2 separate regions of the Homo sapiens genome follow, and region 1 is linked to region 2. A link is an interaction called in ENCODE POLR2A ChIA-PET data of the cell type or tissue named here. Cell type or tissue: PC-3. All regions are shown on one strand. Region 1 overlaps CNGA3 (cyclic nucleotide gated channel subunit alpha 3). Region 2 has its middle 40 kb from the start of ZAP70.

What was found. Peaks named below come from ENCODE experiments on the same cell type or tissue, not always from the same donor. Only the 100,000 strongest peaks of a DNase experiment are listed, where the experiment ranks them.
Region 1: POLR2A ChIA-PET joins it to region 2 with 6 read pairs; 2 of 35 experiments call an interaction of 5 or more read pairs at or near these places.

What each region holds. Positions count from the first base shown.
Region 1 is chr2:98,373,988-98,378,987 of GRCh38, forward strand. It overlaps CNGA3 (cyclic nucleotide gated channel subunit alpha 3), which reads left to right. Exons shown (of 8, transcript NM_001298.3): 3 at 3,700-3,813. Among named protein-coding and RNA genes, the nearest start is that of CNGA3, 30 kb to the left of the region's middle. RefSeq lists enhancers at 3,533-4,300, 4,959-5,000. In PC-3, no CTCF peak of the experiment used is centred here; no DNase peak of the experiment used is centred here.
Region 2 is chr2:97,751,115-97,756,114 of GRCh38, forward strand. It overlaps a transcript of ZAP70 not described here. Among named protein-coding and RNA genes, the nearest start is that of ZAP70, 40 kb to the left of the region's middle. In PC-3, no CTCF peak of the experiment used is centred here; no DNase peak of the experiment used is centred here; H3K4me3 peaks cover 475 bases; H3K27ac peaks cover 478 bases.

The sequences.
Region 1 (5,000 bases), 620 kb after region 2:
CACATGTGGCCAATAGCAGTGGGTTCCAATCATTCAAGTTCCTCAGGGCTTAAGAAGAGGAAATTAAAGTGTCGTATTCCCCAGCCTTGTGCTGAAAGGTCACCTCTGTTTACTCTCATGTCCCCAAAACTATCTTGCTGGAAAACATCAGATGCTTCACCAAGTGCAAAGTTAATTTCCAGTTCCAGTTCTCATGGGAGCCCCTGTCCTCGCCCAGTCACAAGAAACCTTCACCTTACCAACGTTAATTCCTCTGTGCAAATAAACGTAGAACTTGAGCATTACAAGGTGAAAATTATGTTGTCTTTCAAAGCAGTCTCTCCATTCTACTAGTTGTTCTTGTTCTTGCCAACTACCAACATCAGGGGGGCCTCTTCCTTGGAAGGCATCGACCCCACATGGGATCTTAGAATAGCAGCCCACACGTGGGAGGGAAGCTCCAGGGTTGTCCTGGCCTGGTCTGTTCATTTTACAGAGACTGAGGTCCTGTAAAGCCATTGCCCCAGGCCCTTCCACCAGCCACAGGCAGAACAGAGCCTGGCCCCACGACTCTCATTTTCCATTCCTGCATTAGTCGCCAAAAGCATCTCCTTTTTTTCGGTACCTGTGTGTCCTTGGGGACTCCAAATGTCACCTCAGACATCAGTTCCTCTCCTCTCTTCCCACCTCCCCTCCATCTGCCTGGTAAAATCAGTTTCTGGGAGAAGTAATTAATGAAGTTTACTATGTAAACACCCCCAGGCATTTAATATGGGTAAAGCTCTGGAGCTAAAAGAAAGACATTGATCTAATGGAATTTCAGGCATTGAGAAGGAAGTGGGGCAACGCATAGGGAAAAAATGGGCCCCCCCATCAGGCCCCTGGAACTTGCATCATGTAAGGATCTCCCTGTTCTTCACGGCCAGTTGTGCCTTTCTGGTAACTGAAATCCACATGAAATTGCCAACTTTTGCTTTATTTGCTTTGTGAAGATCAGGAAACTTAAGCCCAGAGAGGGTAAGTGACCAGCCCACAGAATACTCAGCCTGCAGGTGCTGGAGCAGGGACTCAAACCAGGACCTGCCACCTTTCCACTCTGCCTCCTCCCCCTGAGTGGGCATCATAGATCCCGCCCATATGCAACAGCTCTCGCTGCTGCTGGTTGCAGGCCTGCTTTGCAATCCTGGGTGGGTTTTGCCTTCCTCACCCACTCACCAGCTCTGATGTTATCTAATTCATTTGCCGCGAATGCAAATAAATCTGGTCTCAGGATGTGCCCTCATGCAATTAGCAGGAACCAGACTACGCTAAAACGCTGGGCCGACTGCTTGGTGCCTAGAGCTCCCTGAGGAGCTGCTGGTGGCGGCAGAACACCTCCATCCTTGGGATTGCCTCCAGATCTTCCAGGCACACAGGCTGTGACAGGGCCCCCGCCCAGCTGTCAGCTGCCATCACCACCACCCCCATGCCAGCTTCTCGAATCCAAGGACCTCTGCCACCTCCTCCTGCAACCAACCTAGGTGCATTGGAACATGCATCCTGCCTTTATAGTATACAGAATATGAAGCGGGCAAGGGAATTGTAGCTTCTGGACTGCAGCAGGGTCTCTGACAGGGTCTTTTATGTGTACACAAATGAGATGAGAGTGGGTTTCTTATGAGTATAAGGGGAGAATTCAATCAGGTGGTTTGAAAATAAAGAGCCATGCCTATGGTACAGCCATATGGATTACAGCAATGTCTCTAGTGGCATGCCACAGGGCTCAGTCCTCAGCCATCCTATTAATTTCCTTTTCATCTGTGCCATATATGAAAATACAGGGCAGCTTCATGGAGTGGATGACAGCAAGTTTTGAAATGGGATGGAATAACATTGGAATCTCGGCTGTACCACCTGGCTATGGGATCTCGGTGAAGTTGCTTAACCTTTCTGAACTCCCATTTCCTCTCTTACAGGGTTGTTGTGTGGATGAAATGATAAAATGTATGTGGCTGGCATACAGAAAAGAGCCACTGAATGGCATGTGGTTTGTGTATTTTGTTTGTGAGTAGGATGGTGTTGGGAGGAAAGGTGAGTGTGTTCTCTGCATACCAATGCTTCCAAAACATCGAGTTACTCAGATCAGTGGGAAGGTCCAATACTTAATTCCAAAAAAAATCAATTGCGCATACACAAGCCGGGGTCCTCTGGCTGGCAGCAGCCTGTGTTACAGGACTGCTTTGGGTTTTCGCTGACTGTAGCTGGTGACCATCAAAAACCACCAGAAACACACAAAGCAATAAAGTCTTCCCAGAGTCTGCCCAGTCAAGCAAGACCCCAGGAACTTGCTCACAGGAGAAGGACCATGACAAGGAAGAGACTTGACCCCAAGGAGGAATTGCTGGGTGAGCTGGGGGTTCTGGCCTGGAAACCCAGAAGTCACACAGGTCCTGGTCATGGAAGGTAGAAGACGAAGCTACCTGACTCCCGGTGGTTCCAGCAGAAAACAGCCTCAATGTGGGGAGGCTGAGAGAGGGAAGAATCTGTGGGCAGGTGGCGCAGTCAAGAGACAGCCCAGGCAGACCGGGGCATGGGAGTGAGCTCCCTGTTGCTGGAAAAGGCAGGGAGGAATCTGTAGAAGAGGAGAAGCAAGCAGCAGCCTGGCCACCGTGATGCAAGGACTCTGACTTCTAATCAATCACCAGGGAGAGACTGAAGCTTTTCCCTGGTATTAATTCTTGCCTCCTTGTTAAGAAGGCTAATTGGGTTGGAACAGGTCATGTGATAGAATTAATTTGTCTTGCCTGGGCTCCTCAAGACTCATAGACTGAAGTGCAAATCCCTAGAGGCTAATGCCTGGCTGGCTTTTAATCAGGCTGATCAAACTTCAGCCCCAGGAGGTTTAAAAGAAAGGAAAATATTCCCAGACGCATTCCTAGTCTTATTCCAGGCAATTCAACCAGACTCTGCTGGTGTGACTGGTGGTTGTATGGAGTTACGGGCACCTGTCCTTTCTGGGGTCACACTTTCCACAATGGGTTGCACAAGGGGAGTCACCACACCTTACCTCTGCCTTGCAGGAGAGAGAGCCTAGAGTTTGGCAAAAGGGACGAGGGGAAGTGGAGTCTCATTTGAAAGCACTGTACAAATTATTTGAACTGCATGTGGAGAGCTAGGCCAGTTCTGTGCAATATTCCAGGGCCTCCGTGTTAACCAGCGGGTTCCCAGGAAGCCTGCCAGACAAGCCCACAAACAGCTGCCCAGGCAGTGTGGCTGCAGCACACGCAGTGGGAAGGGAGGCTCAGAAAGACCCCTAAGGAGCGGGTATTCAATCTAGCCTCAGAAGATGAAATTCAGTAGGCGAGAAGTGTTGGAACCAAAATCCTCGTTCTGGAGTCATTTTATGGAAGCAGCTGCTTTGGCTTGAAATGGCAAGCCCCGGGACCTCTCCCCACCCAGTGCTTTGATGAGGGCCAGGCCAGCATGTACTGCCACCTTCCCGTCCTTTCACCTAGCCCTGGACAGTAGCTACCTTCCTTGCTGTAAAGGAAAGGCCACGTTTATACCAAAATCCAGAATCTATCTGCAGGAGGCAAAGGGAAGTGGGGAGCCCCTGGGATGAGGATCTGTGAGGGTGGCTTTCCCTGCTAAGCAGAACATCTGACTGTCTCACTCCTGGCTGTGTCCAGGAGGTAGATGGGCTTGAAATCAATTCTGCTTGCTGCATATCTGATTTCCTAGAGCCCACTCGTCAAGTGAGGAGACATCGTCAGTGCTGCAGCCGGGGATCGCCATGGAGACCAGAGGACTGGCTGACTCCGGGCAGGGCTCCTTCACCGGCCAGGGGATCGCCAGGTAACTGACCAGCCTCAGTCCCTACCTTGGCCTGGGGGACACTGTTGCAGAAAGAAGGTAGTGACCTCTCAGGAAAAAGTGCTAGATGGGGGTGGAGTTGAAGATTTGGAAAAGAAAGGGTCAGGAGCAGAGCAGCCTGAAAACTATCAGTGAGTAATTTCCTCTTGGGTCAGATGTTCTGAGCTCAGAAAAGTCTAAGGAAAACTGCCTTTATCTGAAATTGCTTAATAAAAGCTGACATTGAGGTACTTGCTCAGGTTTGGAAGAATTCAGAAAAAAAGCCAACCGGAGAAGGTGGTAAGAGCAGCCAGCCGTGGGAGACCTTTGATTGGGTGGACACAGTGGTGTGCTGAGGATGGTGGTGATGAGTCTGAAATGGCTCTGGCAGGGTCTCCCGGGTGCTCGTCTGGACCCCAGGGCAGGTAGGTGTCCTTGCAAAAGCATTTGTTTGCAAGATTAGTGAGACTCCAAGCTCTGCTTCCCCCTGATGACATCCGTACTCCAGCTTCAACAGCTGCTCCATCCTGAGGAAGTCATTTCACCTTTTCAAATCTCATCTAGAAATGCATCTAACAGTGCCTACCCCACAGGTGGCTTGAAAGCTGCTTCAGAGCCAAGCACCGACTCACGGCAGGTGCTCAACAAACACCAGGCTCATTATTTCCTTCCACCACGTGGTTTTTTCCAATGCCAGAGTCTTACATAGTCACATGTTCTAAACTTTTTACTTAAGATTATCACAAAAGAAATTCACATATCTATTTATTCTTCATGCTTTTCATTATGAAGGATGCTACTCCACCATTGTTTATTTAACTAGTCCATTGTAGCTGGGCATGTAAGTGATGTTCAGTGTTTGCATTTTACTAATAAAGAGCTGTCTTAAGGTTCTTTGATGATAAAGGAAGAAAGAGAACACCTTTAAATCAGCTCTGTAGGGCTGATACAGGGTGTGTTGTAAGCTTGCAACACAAGCTATCTCAGGGAAACAGAGCCAGTGGGGCTCGCAGGAGGGGACCTGGGGAGGTAGTCACCTTCCCCCTCCCATTTTCTCATGGAGTTTCATGGTCTTTGTGCTTCTTTCTGCATGTCCCCTCCATTCTGGCTCTCTCTGTTCCAATATCAGCTGGCACAAGGCTGAAAACAGCCTTTGCCATGTGACCATGAGTTGAAACACCCAACCCTGT
Region 2 (5,000 bases):
TAACCACTCTGAATATACATGAGTGTGTGGCAGACCAATATAAGCCTGACATGGGCTAATAAGATGTAGTGTCCCACTGAAGCACAGATCGTATGGGGAGCATATTATTATAATAGCAATAAATTTCGTGTCTTTGTGTGCCTTTTGTACAGAAGCTGTAGATCACGTAGAGGCGGGTGTGTTTTGGATATACTGTATAGTTCATATTTATGTTGAGATAAAGCTGGAAATAAAATGTAATCATGTAGAATCTAAGATGGGATGAAGCTTCAAACTGTATACAGTGGCATGTTATGAATTCATAAGAAGCAACATGGGACCTAGAGGTGGTTGATCGTATAATGCTAATGGTAATTTCTTAAGATGTAGAATTTTGGAGGTTTCTGAGAGGTATGCTATTTTTAAAAAAATTCCATTAGTTCTGTTTTTCTAGAGGACTGGAGAAAACAAGGACAGTGAAATCTCTGGATTAAAGGCACAACTTCAGTGTTTCTTAATAACAGTATGTCTTAGTCCCTTTGTGTTGCTGTAAAGGAACACCTGAGGCTGAGTAATGTGTGAAGAGGTTTATTTGGCTCAGGGTTCTGCAGGCTGTAGAGGCAGCAGCATTGGCTTCTGCTGAGGGCCTTGGGCTGGGTGCACTCCTGGTGGAGGTGAAGGAGAGCCCCGTGCAGACCACACGGTGAGAAAGGGAGGAAGAGGGAGGTGGGGGAAGGTGCCAAGCTCTTTTCAACAACTAGTTCTTGTGGGCACTAAGGGTGAGCACTTAGTCCCATGAGAATGGCACCAAGCCATTCACGAGGGCTCCATCCCCTCCACCAAGCCCCACCTTCCACACTGGGGATCATATTTCAACAAGAGACTCAGCAGGGCCAAACAAACCACAGCATTGGTCTGGAAAAAGGAGTATCTCTGTCATTAGAAGTAAGTGGGGATTTTCCAGGTTGGAAAACAAAATCAAGCACTTTTTGTCACTCTGGCAGGGAAATTTTCAATCCACAGTGAATATAAACAAACAATAACCAGAATGTATTTATAATCCACGGCAGAAGGCATTTGTATGGAGTCTACTTGGAGGGGTCTGAAGGGCCTTCAAGCTCTCCAGTTCCTGCTCACGTCTACATTTAAATGTTTTATCAGGATTTCATTCACAGGGGGATGTTTTGTAACCATTATTGGCAATACCTCTAAAATTACCTGGCTTAATTAATATTGTTGCCAATTTATTTTTACAGCTATCTAATTATGGGTAACATCATGAAGAATTTTTGTTAGATTCCACTATCACCTTTTTTCATGACATCAGCTGGCCCTCCTAAGATGTAAAAGGCATCAGAACTTTCCCCATTTTCTTTTTTCAAACCAGGGGCTTGTTCTGACACTAATAGCAGCCTCTGAATTTCTCAAGACCGGTGAGATCACAGGAGTGTTTCTATAGGCTGATCTTGTTTCTTTAGCACAGTGGTCAGCCCAAACACTGCCATTAGGATCTGAGTCTTTGTATTTGAATGACCTTTTACTATTACTATAGCTAAGATAGCAAAGCATCTAAAATGTCTTTGTTATCCAACTTCTACAGGCATTTGTCAGGGTTAGAAGCCTGTTCCTAAAGCATTCAAATTTTGTGGACTAGCCCCAATCACATTTATTTATACTATCAATATAAACATTTGTTCTTTTATTTTTTCCAACCTGCCCATGTGGGAGCAAATGTTTTAGTCATCTGTGATGACCTAATTTCTGGGATTGGTCTATATTTTAAGGGTGAATTTAACTCTGTGGTAGCATTTTGAAATAGGAACAAGTAAAATTAGGACAAGGCTACTCAAAGGCATCTCTAACAAAATTACTAAAGCGTATTTTTTACATTGAGAGTTAATAATTTGGTGACAAAAAGGAATCTTTCTTCAAATTTAGCATAACTAAATCACTTTACTTGTGTGAAAATAATTCAAAATCAAAGCTGTTGAAATTTTATTTAGAGCCTTAAAGGAATGTGATGATGAGGCCTGAGTCATGCAACAGGCACCTATAACCTGTTTCTCTGATCATAGACTATCCTTTTTCTTTACCTACACTGTTTTGTAAAATGTTATAAAAAACTCATGGGCAGCAGGGAAGACCCCTTTCCTCCTAACTGTTGATCGTCATTATAATTTCCCTCTTTCTTCTCTTACACAAGGACCTCACAACTACTATACTCTCTAAATCACAATGTTAAATATAGTCTTTTCAATTGGAAAGAAAAAACATCAAGCTGTAACTAATCAAATTGCTGTAGCTCATAAGCCAGACTCATATGGAAAATGCCGTGATTCCACTAAATGTGTTTTCTGCCTGTATAAAAGAGACCTTAACCTTTTAGCTCCGGAACACTGACCCCTTTCCTTTGGAGTCTGTGTTTCCCGGATGGCTAAAACAGTCTTTTAAATGAGATTCTGATCCTTTACATTATTTCAGGTTGTCATGAAAAATCCAAATTCTAATTTCACTCCTTTGATACACAGTTTAGGTAAAAAAACATTTAAAAAAGATTATACCTTTGTTTATACGTATTTATATAAACATATAAGATACCTGGGCATAGCAGCTCATGTTTGTAATCCCAGCACTTTGGGAGGCTGACGCAGGAGGATCGCTTGCGCTCAGGAGTTTGAGACCAGAGGGGGCAACGAAGCAAGACCTCATCCCTATAAAAAACAAAAAATAAAAAAATAAAAAAAAATTAGCCAGATGTGGTGGTCCGTGTCTTTTGTCCCAGCTACCTGGGAGACTGAGGTGGGAGAGCTGCTTGGGCCTGGAAGTTCAGGGCTGCAGTGAGCCTATGATTGTGCCACTGCACTTCAGCCTGGGCGACAGAGCAAGACCCAGTCTCAAAATAAATAAAGACATCCACTATCATTTCATGTAAATATAATTATATACAACCTGTAATTTTAAATTCAACCTTGGCCTAGTACAAAGCGACTATCATGCCAACAAGTGTTCACTGTAAACAGACTGAGTTGTGTCAGATCTTCAGATTTGGTGGGTATGTTGCCACTCAAATACCTACCCTTAGAGTAATTATTTGGAAAGCACAAGTAACAGAAGAGACCCTTGTTTGTATCTTCTCCCAAGTACACAGTGTTTCTCTCAAGCCTGCTGGCGAGGCTCATGGGGTGAAATTAGAACTTAAAAAAGGAGTTTGGTCGGGGGGGGTCTCAGGCGATTGTTCTGATGAAGCAAGTTTAGAATCAATTCCTGAGATACTCTTTCTGAGGAAAAGTCTGCCAATACAGTTTTTTTCTTATCTTTTTTTTTGAGATGGAGTCTTGCTCTGTCTGTCTCCAGGCTGGAGTGCAGTGGTATGATCTTGGCTCACTGCAACCTCCACCTCCCAGGTTCAAGTAATTCTCCTGCCTCAGCCTCCTGAGTAGCTGGGATTACAGATGCACAGCACCACCCCCAGCTAATTTTTGTATTTTTAGTAGAGACGGGATTTCACCATGTTGGCCAGGGTAGTCTAGAACACCTGACCTCAGTTGATCCGCCCACCTCGGCCTCCCAAGGTGCTGGGACTACAGGTGTGAGCCCCAGCGCCTGGCCCAGTTTTTCTTTGGTTTAAGTGAGGGTTTATATGAAGCTCACCTGTATGTAGAGCTTTACACGTCATTATCTGCTTTGGTGTAGAAAGAGAATCCCAAGACTTGAATTTGTCCTGATCGTGCAAGTGCACGTAGGAAACCCTGCTGCTAACATTGTACAAGGCCTGATGTCAGCCTACACACCATAGCTCTGGTTGCACAGGAAATCTGGTGTCCCCGAGGGACAAATCACAAGTTGTCAAAACAATGAGACTTGTTCTGTGAGCTTTGGTATAAAGCAGAGAAAAGGTCAGGTTCACAATCACGCCAAATAACATTTTGACTAAATCACTCCCACCTTCATGGGGATAGTTTTGATTTCATGATGTAACTAGCCTCCAACAGAACATTTATGTTACCTAGCAAAGCCTGGCTTTAACACAGACTGGAAACAAGACAATGAGAAAAGCAAGTTGGAACAGGCAAGATTAAACCAACCGATGCGTTGTGGCGTACCGAGACTCGCCTCGTGTCTGTGTGAACTCAACAGGGACCATGGAGGAGCTGAAAGTCTTAAAATTGGAAAAGGGTCAACACACTTCTAGTTAAAAGAAAAAAAATAAAATTTAGATGTGTAGTCTTTACTACTGCACCTTACAGGCTTGGCTAAGTCATTTCCAGTCTGCACCAAGGCTCCGTTTCCAGCAGCCCCAGCTGGTATTTCTACATGGCACCCTGTGTGACTGCCACCTGTGGCTCCATTCCTCAGTAGCACACAGGTTGCTTTCCATCCAGCCTGGCTTTGGGGTATAGCTGTATTAGCAGGTAAACTGCTAAAGCATTTTAATACCAGTGGGTAAATAGCTGTTTCTAGTACCCCCAGCCCCTGTGCCATAGCCCAAGGCATCCCCCCTTGTCTCCAAGCCATCATTTAGAAATGAAAGGGCCAAAGGGGCACTGCATGCTGTGTTGCTGCTGGTAAGCTCCCACAGGTGGCCCCCAGAGCCCTCCCCCAGGCTGCCCGAGTCCCTGCTGTCTTCCCTCTGTGCCCCTGCTGTCTTCCCTCTGTGCCCCGCTTCTCTCCTTTTCTGTCTTCCTCTCACCATACAACTTCCTCAGACTGAAGGCTGGTAAAGGTTGGCCAGTGTTAGAACATGCAGTGGTGAGTTGGACACAGACTGTTCCTGAGAATGGTGACTGTGACCAGAAGGAAGGCAGCACAGTGGGTGCCATGTGAATCTGCGGTCAGCCTGACCTGGGGCCTCTGAGCCAGCACTGCCCAGCCAGGTTCCTCAAGTATAATGGAGTAACCCAACATATCCCAAAGTGTTAGCCAGGTACCTGACAGAGTCAGTATTCAATAAATGGTAGCAATTACTGCTTTTTATGAGGCCTTTTAGGATAGTGGCAGAGGGAAAACGCTTACTGGATGAA